Linked DNA regions of Homo sapiens: region 2 is linked to region 1. A link is an interaction called in ENCODE POLR2A ChIA-PET data of the cell type or tissue named here. Cell type or tissue: PC-3. All regions are shown on one strand. Each heading gives the region's core, and the rest is flanking DNA. Links, peaks and the distances in the headings are about the cores only. Region 1 overlaps SUPT16H (SPT16 homolog, facilitates chromatin remodeling subunit). Region 2 overlaps SALL2 (spalt like transcription factor 2).

Region 1 (5,375 bases), core at 216-5,215:
GTCACACCTGTAATCCCTACACTGGGAGGCCGAGGCAGGAGGATCACTTGAATCCAGGAGTTCAAGACCAGCCTGGGCAATGAGGCCCCCATATCTCTACAAGAAATTAAAAATGAAACAATTAGTTGGGCATAGTGGTGCACGCCTGTGGTCCCAGCTACTCAGACTGAAGTTGAGGAGGATCACTTGAGCCTGAATGGTCAAGGCTGCAGTGAGTTGCGATTATACCTCGGCAGTGAGCTATGATTGCGCCACTGCACTCCAGCCTGGGCAATAGAGTTGAGACCTTCTCTCAAAAAAGAAATGTCATTAGTGTTATGTTTATGTCTCTGAGGCTCTCATATTAAAAACAGAATAAGATTTACAAATGTTGAATCATCCTAGCATCTAGGTCTTGAATCTGCATTTCTTTCAAGCATGAGTGATCATTGTGGTTTACATTGATGTTTATAGAAACCTCTCTGACTTGTTAGGCCCTCTGTGTCCAGATCATCACAAAATACCTTGGCCTTATTACTATTCCTTAGTTATAGAAAGTTCTGAGAACTAGTATCTCTACCTACAGGATATATACTGTTAATCCTACATCAAAACGATACGAAGGATACTGAGCTTCCAGACACCATTCTTCCACATTATCTCTAAGTCGGTCTTAAGAAGTCCTATTGGAAATCATAGCCATAGATAGTTTAATGAAGATAAAGATCCCTCTGAGGCCACCATATCTAGACTACTTTTTAGCTTGACATACCCATTCATAGTCTAGATCCTGAAAAATTAAGGCCACAGCCCTCATAACAATAATTCACCCATTTAGTGATAAATGGAACAGGCCCACCACAAGGATCTGTTTTTGAAAATGTATAATAACTTTAATGTGATACCATTTATCAACTCTTAAAGTATTTTATTAAGACCACTGTCCTCCTAGATCAGTGATTCTCAAATAGTATGATTAAGAATGGGATCGGGGCCGGGTATGGTGGCTCAAGCCTGTGATCCCGGCACTCTGGGAGGCCAAGGTAGGCGGATCATGAGGTCAGGACCATCCTGGCTAACACGGCGAAACCCCATCTACTAAAAATACAAAAAAATTAGCCGGGCGTGGTGGCAGGCACCTGTAGTCTCAGCTACTCGGGAAGCTGACGCAGGAGAAAGGCGTGAATCCGGGAGGTGGAGCTTGCAGTGAAGTAGGATCACGCCACTGCACTCCAGCCTGGGCAACAGAGTGAGACTCCATCCAAAAAAAAAAGAATGGGGCCAGGTGGAGTGATTTACACCTATAATTCCTGCACTTTGGGAAGCCAAGGTGGGAGGATTGCTTGAGTCCAGTTTGAGACCAGCCTGGGCAACATGGCAGACCATGTCTCTACAAAAAATAAAAAATTAGCTGGGCATAGTGGTGTGTGCCTATAGTCCCAGTTACTTGGGAGGCTGAGGTGGGAGGATCATTGAGTCTGGGAGGTCAGGGCTGCAGTGATCCGTAATCATGCTACTGCACTCCAGCCTGAGTGACAGAGTGAGACCTTGTCTCAAAAAAAAAAAGTGAGTGGACTGTTTAGTTCACACTTTGAGAAACACTGCTTTAGGGGACATAAATTTTGATTTTAAAATGTTACTGAGTTTTTTTCCTAAAAGATACTTTAATATCTCCTTTGTGTCTTGTTATTAGGTGTGAAGATATGTGACGTGTATAACGCTGTCATGGACGTGGTTAAAAAGCAGAAGCCAGAACTGCTGAACAAAATTACCAAAAACCTAGGGTATGCCATGATGTCTATTGTCATTCTTGAGTCAGTTTTCAGTTAGACTGTCAGTGGTCAGTCTTATTTCTTTAGGCTAATTGATTGATTCAGCCAACATTTATGGACTAGCAAACTATACTATGTGCCAGGCACATGATGTTATCAGAGAAGGTGAGACAGATTTAAGTTCTCCCAAGTGTATAAGAGAGATTTTTCTAGACCAGTGTGGTGTTCCAGCCCATAGGTTTTCCAGGATATAATTACAGATGTTAGGAAATATTATCAATACATACTATATCTCCTCTCTCCGTGCACATTTGCAACTTAAGTACTCTGAGATGTCCTAATATTTTATTTAGAGACAGGGTCTCACTCTGTCCAGGCTGGAGTGCAGTGGTGCAGTCGTGCCTCACTGCAGTCTAGACCTTCTGGGCTCCAGCAATCCTCCCATCTCAGCTCCCCCAATAACTGGGACCAAGGCACGTGCCACCACACCCAGCTCATTTTTTTATTTTTTGTAGAAACAGGGTCTCGCTATGTTGCCCAGGCTGGTCTTGACCTCGTGGGCTCAAGCAGTCCTCCCACCTTGATCTCCCAAAGTGCTGGGATTACAGATGTGAGCCACTGTGCCTGGCCGTTTGTTTGTTTTGGGGGTTTTTTTTTGTTTTGGTTTTGGTTTTGGTTTTGGTTTTGGTTTGTTTATTCAATCCAGTGTATTTCTCAAATGTATTTTATACATTTCTCAAATGTATTTTATCACTGAACACCTAGAAATACCTAATAACGTGTAATGGAACAAAGGACATTTTGGGAAACAAAGCTTTATGTAGGCATTCTCTTTAGATGAAAACTAGTCTATGGTATATAGTTTCTAGACTTCTCTCATGGAAATATATACCTATATAACAAGTCTTACGAATCTGGTTTACCAGTGTTCCACTAAAAATTGCCCCTTTTAATCTAGTAATTACTGTCTTAGTAATGTACCCCTTAATAATCTCTATGTTGTTTCTAGGAGTACTACTGACTTGATTTTATGGTAGAAGGTTAAAGTTTAAATGTGGGCAAATAAGCTAAAATTAAAAAGGCTCGATATAATCAATTAGGAAATTATTTTTCGCCATGGGATTATACAGCATGTTTAGAGGCCAAAGACTGTCTTTGAATCCTCTTTTCTAACTGAGCGGTCAGCAGGGGTAAATCATTTCAAACATGTTTGCCTGTCTTATTGTGAAAGTTGAAATGAATATGTTATGCTTGATCCATGTTAGAGATCTTTAGCCTTTTGCTGATGTTTATCTGTTTCTTTTCAGGTTTGGGATGGGAATTGAATTCCGTGAAGGCTCCCTAGTAATCAATAGCAAAAATCAATACAAACTGAAGAAAGGTAAGTTTCACATACAATAGGAAAATGCTTTTGTGAGTTACTTCCTTTAGCTTTATTTTCTTTTAGGCATATGTCTCACACCTCTCCACATTGTCACAGCCACAGACTGATCCTTGTTTTGCTGTTTTAGGAATGGTTTTCAGCATCAATTTAGGATTCTCAGACCTGACTAACAAGGAGGGGAAAAAGCCAGAAGAGAAAACCTATGCCCTGTTCATTGGTGACACAGTGCTTGTGGATGAGGTGTGTATTGTGTCTAAACTTTGGAGTCTTCATGAACTAACTTCTGAGGCACGTTTGTGGACCCTGTGGTTTTTTTCTTGCTTTGTTAAATGCTAGCTAAGGGGAAGAATCCGTGTGACAGCCTAACCTAATGCAGCTAGGAATAGAGACTGTAGCCCAGGTATAGGGAATGATATAAACCTTTAAATCATATTGTCATATTGTGGCTTGAACCTTGATAATGATAATATCAGGAACTAATACTAATAATGAAACCGGTTATTCTTTTTTCTTTTTAATAACAGCTTTATTGAGCTACAATTCACATACTATACAATTCACCCACCTGATATGTACAATTTAGTGATTTTTAGTATTTTCACATTTGTGTAACCATCACTACAATCTAATTTGAAAATATTTTCATCACCTCAGGAAAGAACCCTGAACCTATTAGCAGTCACTCCCCATCCCCCTTCCCTTCCCCCACTGGTTCTTCAGGCCTAGGCAATGACTAAACTGCGTTCTCTCTAAGGATTTGCTAAATATCTGAGCAGTTGATGTAAATTCAGTCATACCCTATGTGGTCTTTTGTGACTGGCTTCTTTCCCTCAGCGAACTGATTTTTAATAATAGTGAGCACAGATAGTTCAGTGTTTTTATCATAAGCTAAGCAGTTTACATTAATTCATTGAAATAGTACCTTGTGAAGTAGATACTCTTATTACCTCCATTTACAGATAAATTGAAGGCACAGACAAGTTTAAGTAACTTGCCAAATGTCACTGAGGTAGAAAGCAACTGAGCCAGGCTTCAAATCAAACCTGTATTAGTGATTACCCAATGTTGCCTCCCAAATTGTAGCTCTTGGCTGGGCGCAGTGGCTCACGCGTGTAATCCTAGCACTTTCGGAGGCCAAGGCAGGTGGATCACCTGAGGTCAGGAGTTTGAGACCAGCCTGACCAACATGGTGAATCCCCGGCCCTACTAAAAATACAAAAATTAGCCAGGTGTGGTGGTGCGCGTCTGTAATTCCAGCTACTCGGGAGGCTGAGGCAGGAGAATCACTTGAATCCGGGAGGCGGAGGTTGCAGTGAGCTGAGGTCACGCCATTGCACTCCAGCCTCGTTGACAAGAGTGAAACTCTGTCTCAAAAAAAAGAAAAAGAAAAAAAATTGTAGCTCCTGACGAGAGGTTAGAGGTTAGAAGGATAAAAACTATATTTATTCATTGTCAAACATTTTAGTGTCCAAAAGATTCAAAGCATTGCCCAGCCGTTTACTAGGTTAGAAAATGAAATTGCCTCTTTTAAATAATGTGTCTTCATTCTCCTTTTAATTCTAGGATGGCCCAGCTACTGTTCTCACTTCTGTGAAGAAGAAAGTGAAGAATGTGGGGATTTTCCTAAAGGTAGGAAGAAGATAGATAAGTAGTATAGGAAGTTTAGGATATAAAGAAGTTAAATAATATTGGCTAAAATAATTAAAATTTCATTTTTTGATTATGACTTTTTCCATAGAATGAAGATGAGGAAGAAGAGGAGGAGGAGAAAGATGAGGCAGAGGACCTTTTGGGAAGAGGTTCTCGGGCAGCATTACTTACAGAAAGAACAAGAGTAAGTTTACTATTTTAAATTACATTGATCTCGGCTGTCATATGGCTCACGTGTTGTGATAAATTGGATTTTCCATTCACCAGAATGAAATGACTGCAGAAGAGAAGCGAAGAGCACATCAGAAAGAACTAGCGGCTCAACTCAATGAAGAAGCAAAGAGGCGATTGACTGAACAAAAGGGAGAACAGCAGATTCAGAAGTAAGAGTTTTCACTGAGCAGTGAGATCATCTGAGGGTTCTGTGGGACTGCAGAAATTTCTCAGTTGTTTTTTTATCCCACTCCAGAGCTCGCAAGTCTAATGTGTCCTATAAAAACCCATCTCTGATGCCTAAGGAACCACATATTCGGGAAATGAAGATCTACATCGATAAGAAATATGAGACTGTAATAATGCCCGTGTTTGGC
Region 2 (5,375 bases), core at 376-5,375, 160 kb before region 1:
TTTTACCACCCGTGGCAACCTCAAAGTGCATTTCCACCGGCATCGTGAGAAGTACCCACATGTGCAGATGAACCCACACCCAGTACCAGAGCACCTAGACTATGTCATTACCAGCAGTGGCTTGCCTTATGGTATGTCCGTGCCACCAGAGAAGGCCGAGGAGGAGGCAGCCACTCCAGGTGGAGGGGTTGAGCGCAAGCCTCTGGTGGCCTCCACAACAGCACTCAGTGCCACAGAGAGCCTGACTCTGCTCTCCACCAGTGCAGGCACAGCCACGGCTCCAGGACTCCCTGCTTTCAATAAGTTTGTGCTCATGAAAGCAGTGGAACCCAAGAATAAAGCTGATGAAAACACCCCCCCAGGGAGTGAGGGCTCAGCCATCAGTGGAGTGGCAGAAAGTAGCACGGCAACTCGCATGCAACTAAGTAAGTTGGTGACTTCACTACCAAGCTGGGCACTGCTTACCAACCACTTCAAGTCCACTGGCAGCTTCCCCTTCCCCTATGTGCTAGAGCCCTTGGGGGCCTCACCCTCTGAGACATCAAAGCTGCAGCAACTGGTAGAAAAGATTGACCGGCAAGGAGCTGTGGCGGTGACCTCAGCTGCCTCAGGAGCCCCCACCACCTCTGCCCCTGCACCTTCATCCTCAGCCTCTTCTGGACCTAACCAGTGTGTCATCTGTCTCCGAGTGCTTAGCTGTCCTCGGGCCCTACGCCTTCATTATGGCCAACATGGAGGTGAGAGGCCCTTCAAATGCAAAGTGTGTGGCAGAGCCTTCTCCACCAGGGGTAATCTGCGTGCACATTTCGTGGGCCACAAGGCCAGTCCAGCTGCCCGGGCACAGAATTCCTGCCCCATCTGCCAGAAGAAGTTCACCAATGCTGTCACTCTGCAGCAGCATGTCCGGATGCACCTGGGGGGCCAGATCCCCAACGGTGGTACTGCACTCCCTGAAGGTGGAGGAGCTGCTCAGGAGAATGGCTCCGAGCAATCTACAGTCTCCGGGGCACGGAGTTTCCCCCAGCAGCAGTCCCAGCAGCCATCACCGGAAGAGGAGTTGTCTGAGGAGGAGGAAGAGGAGGATGAGGAAGAAGAGGAAGATGTGACTGATGAAGATTCCCTGGCAGGGAGAGGCTCAGAGAGTGGAGGTGAGAAGGCAATATCAGTGAGAGGTGATTCAGAAGAGGCATCTGGGGCAGAGGAGGAGGTGGGGACAGTGGCGGCAGCAGCCACAGCTGGGAAGGAGATGGACAGTAATGAGAAAACTACTCAACAGTCTTCTTTGCCACCACCACCACCACCTGACAGCCTGGATCAGCCTCAGCCAATGGAGCAGGGAAGCAGTGGTGTTTTAGGAGGCAAGGAAGAGGGGGGCAAACCGGAGAGAAGCTCAAGTCCGGCATCAGCACTCACCCCAGAAGGGGAAGCCACCAGCGTGACCTTGGTAGAGGAGCTGAGCCTGCAGGAGGCAATGAGAAAGGAGCCAGGAGAGAGCAGCAGCAGAAAGGCCTGCGAAGTGTGTGGCCAGGCCTTTCCCTCCCAGGCAGCTCTGGAGGAGCATCAGAAGACCCACCCCAAGGAGGGGCCGCTCTTCACTTGTGTTTTCTGCAGGCAGGGCTTTCTTGAGCGGGCTACCCTCAAGAAGCATATGCTCCTGGCACACCACCAGGTACAGCCCTTTGCCCCCCATGGCCCTCAGAATATTGCTGCTCTTTCTCTAGTCCCTGGCTGTTCGCCTTCCATCACCTCCACAGGGCTCTCCCCCTTTCCCCGAAAAGATGACCCCACGATCCCATGAGCCTGTTTTTCTGTACCTGCTGCTCTTTGTCCCACAGAGCAGAAACAGCTTCACAAAAGGACCTCCCAGAGTTATGAGCCCTGATTTTGTCTTTTTCTCTAAGTTCTTAACATGTTATGTCCCTAGTGGCTTTTCTGTAGTCCCTGAGCTTGGAAATTACTGTGCTTACAAGGGGATGGCCCCCTAAGGAATTTTTCTTCCCTCCTCATTCTTTGTACCTGAGGAACATAGATTCTCTGCAGCTTTCTCAAGGGGAACCCTCTCCAGCTTCCCTGGTGTGACCCTTCTTCCCCCTCCTCTCTCCTCTCCCTTTCCCTTTGGTAGGTGCACCTGAGCACCTACATTTGGCATTGCAGCCTAGCCAAAAAGGGCTGGCAGCTGTCTCTGGAGGGCCCAGTGCCACTCCTCTGGGGTGACCTTTCTGCTCAGCTGGTGGGTATGGGTCCCCTATCTTTCTAGAACCAGTATGTGGCATTCCTGTCAAATGGCCTGCCCATGAAGCCCTGGAATTCCAGCTCCACCTCCACTACCACTCCAAGCCTGGCCCCACCAGTGCTGTTTGGCCTAGGAACTGTGGCTGGGAAGGTGCCTCCAACAATGGGATCCAGGGAAGCCAAGGAGAAGACAGCCCCCCTCCTATTTCAGCCTCCTGCACCCAAGGCAGTGCCTGAGAAGCCCATCATAGACAAGAAGTAGCAAACTGTACATTCCTTCTTCCTCCCCCTGCTCCAGAAGGTGCCGGTACTGAAGATGCTCCAGTAATTGGTGACCCAACCCTAGGAAGTAGGGAGAAATGAAGGAAGGGCATAGGAAAATTTTCCCAGTAAATCCCCTGATGGTCACATTAAGGTAAAGGTTTTGGCTGGTCAGTGTGCCAAGACCTCTCCAGCTTCTCATTCATGATGACCTCTCAAAGTTGGGAAACAAGCTGATTTCTTGCCAAGAGGTCTCCCAGGAGATATTTGGGAAATGTGAAGTTCGTATCTTTAAGGAGCATTTTTGGTCAGCATGGTTGATGAACTAATGATGAGAGAGTTAAGGAATGTTGCTAGAACATAGGGCTTGCTGGTACCTATGTGACTAAGAAAGGGACATGATGTAAGGGAAAAGGCCTCAAATTCTTGTGAATGTCTGGACATTCTCGTTAATATTCTTTTGGGCTAATAGTGACATAGTGTGCAGAGGTGTACCAGGGATCATGGGGGATTTCCTAGCACTAGTATGCTTCTAGTTTTAGATAACTCCCTCCTTTATTCCCTGGCCCCTTGTATTTTCCTTATCTTCCTCTTTCAAGACCCCTACCCATTTTGCCTATCCGTAGGCTGGGGCTTGTGTCTTTGTCATTGTCTGGTTCTTAAGAGTCCCAGACTTTGGGAGACCAGCTCCAGGTGGCGTCCTCCCTGCCTCTCCGTCTTGTAATGAGTTGTAGTATTTACTCTTAACATAGGATCATTTGGAACAGGAGTTCTGAGGAGGAGAGAGTGAGGGTTTTGCTATTGACTGACTTGAACGATGGCTTCTCCTCAAGCTGTAGGCTCCAGAGCTTCCTAACCTAGTAAAATGTCAAGAACAGACGGGAGATATTAGTGTCTTTCCCTCTATCATTAAAGGTGTTTTAACCAAATATTTATGTGTTTCTCCTTATTTCATGATTACATAGCCAGCTGGGGTGTGATATGGGCATTCCCCAAAATTGAGATTCCCTTCCCACCTACATCTCCTGCCAAAGCTGAACATATGGTGTTGAAATATTTACTTTATTCAGCCTTGTCCTAAGACAACCTTCAGTTAATGTAACTTCTCTGTGGAAATTGTTCCCTGTGGAGTTTGTATTTCCAAAAGGTAGGCATTTGCCCACTGTGTCCAGTCATTGTCTAGATTTTCTCTACCTAGAACCTTCCACCACCAGGCTTTTCTGTGGGTTTTGTTTGGAGGTTGGAAACTGTTTCTTTTCCGTCTTTCTCAAACCACAGATCAGCCTTCTGACATCAGCGAATCTGTAGAACCAAGGTGAATTAAACTTTATGATCCTTGAGATCTGATGTCATAATCAGAAAGAAAAAAATGTAATTCAACCCTAATAATTTCTACCAACAAGACAAAGGAGGATTCTTATCATTAGGAATTCAGAGGAAGCACATAGGGGTGGGGTCAAATAAAACATATATTTTTTTTTCCCTGTCACAATGGCTCACGTCTGTAACTTCAACAGTTTGGGAGGTCAAGACAGGCCTATTGCTTGAGCCCAGGAGTTTGAGACCAGCCTGGGCAACATGGCAAAACACTGCCTCTTCCAAAAATACAAAAATTAGCTGGATGTGGTGGTGCACACCTATGGTCCCAGCTAATCAGGAGTCTGAGGTGGGAGGATTACCTGAGTCCAAGGAGACTGATTTGTAAGATTATAATATCATTGACTCTTAGTGCTAAAGGGATGGAACTGGTAAAATGATTTGCCCAAAGTCACTCAGTGGCAAAGTTGGATTAAGAACCCAGGTAGGGCCAGCCACAGTGATTCACGCCTATAATACCAGCGCTTTGGAAGGCCAATGCGGGTGGGATCGCTGGAGCCCAGGAGTTCAAGACATGCCTGGAAAACAAAGTGAGACCCTGTCTCTGCAAAAAAATAATTAGCTGGCGGGGCACGGTGTCTCACGCCTGTAATCCCTGCACTTTGAGAGGCTGAAGCGAGTGGATCACCTGAGGTCAGGAGTTCGAGACCAGCCTGGCCAACATGATGAAACCCCGTCTCCACTAAAAATACAAAAAATTAGCTGGGCATGGTGGTGCACACCTGTAATCCCAGCTATTCAGGAGGCTGAGGCAGGAGAATTGCTTGAACCCAGGAGGCAGAGGTTGCCGAGAGCCAAGATCATGCCACTGCACTCCAGCCTAGGCAACAAGAGCAAAACTCTGTCTCAAAAAAATATAATAATTAGCTGAGCATGGTGGCAAGTGCCTGTAGTCCCAGCTACTCAAGAGGCTGAAGTGGGAGATGAAGGCTGCAATGAGCTATGATAGCACCACTGCACTCCAGCCTGGGTGACAGAGTGAGACCCTGTCTCAAACAAAAATAGAACCCAGGTAGGCAGAATCCCAGTCGTTGCACTACTTTCACTGATCAGAGATGGCACTTGCTTCCTGCTACATCATTTAAGACTCTGGATGTGAGGCTGCCTGTAAGAAGGGAAAGAGGTGAGTAAACCTATTCCTTGTTGGGGGGTGTGGGGGAACAGAGTCTTAACTCTGTCACCAAGGCTGGGGTACAGTGGTGCAATCACAGCTCACTGCAGCCTCAACTTCACAGGCTCAGATGATTCTCCCATCTCAGCCTCCCAGGGAGCTGAGACTATAGGTGTGCCCCACCACACCCGGCTAATTTTTTGTATTTTCCGTAGACACAAGGTTTCACCATGTTGGCCAGGCTGGTCTCCAACTCCTGGGCTCAAGTGATCTGCTGCCTCGGCTTCTCAAAGTGCTGGGATTACAGTCATGAGCCACCATGCCCAGTATAAACCTATACTTAATTTAAGATAGAGAACCAATGTTTAATTCTAGTTGCCCCCACCAGAGCAGT

Evidence for each region. ChIA-PET counts read pairs that join two places held together with the same protein. Peaks named below come from ENCODE experiments on the same cell type or tissue, not always from the same donor. Only the 100,000 strongest peaks of a DNase experiment are listed, where the experiment ranks them.
Region 2: POLR2A ChIA-PET joins it to region 1 with 9 read pairs; 3 of 35 experiments call an interaction of 5 or more read pairs at or near these places.

The regions. Positions count from the first base shown.
Region 1 is chr14:21,362,827-21,368,201 of GRCh38, reverse strand. It overlaps SUPT16H (SPT16 homolog, facilitates chromatin remodeling subunit), which reads left to right. Exons shown (of 26, transcript NM_007192.4): 8 at 1,673-1,763; 9 at 3,059-3,132; 10 at 3,263-3,375; 11 at 4,699-4,764; 12 at 4,874-4,969; 13 at 5,053-5,168; 14 at 5,255-5,375. Among named protein-coding and RNA genes, the nearest start is that of SUPT16H, 19 kb to the left of the region's middle. In PC-3, for the core only: no CTCF peak of the experiment used is centred there; no DNase peak of the experiment used is centred there.
Region 2 is chr14:21,519,127-21,524,501 of GRCh38, reverse strand. SALL2 (spalt like transcription factor 2) reads left to right here. Exons shown (of 2, transcript NM_001364564.1): 2 at 1-3,422. The coding sequence ends at 1,798. Among named protein-coding and RNA genes, the nearest start is that of SALL2, 4.5 kb to the left of the region's middle. RefSeq lists enhancers at 1-223, 4,635-5,134 and a silencer at 739-925. In PC-3, for the core only: no CTCF peak of the experiment used is centred there; a DNase peak (open chromatin) is centred at 2,781.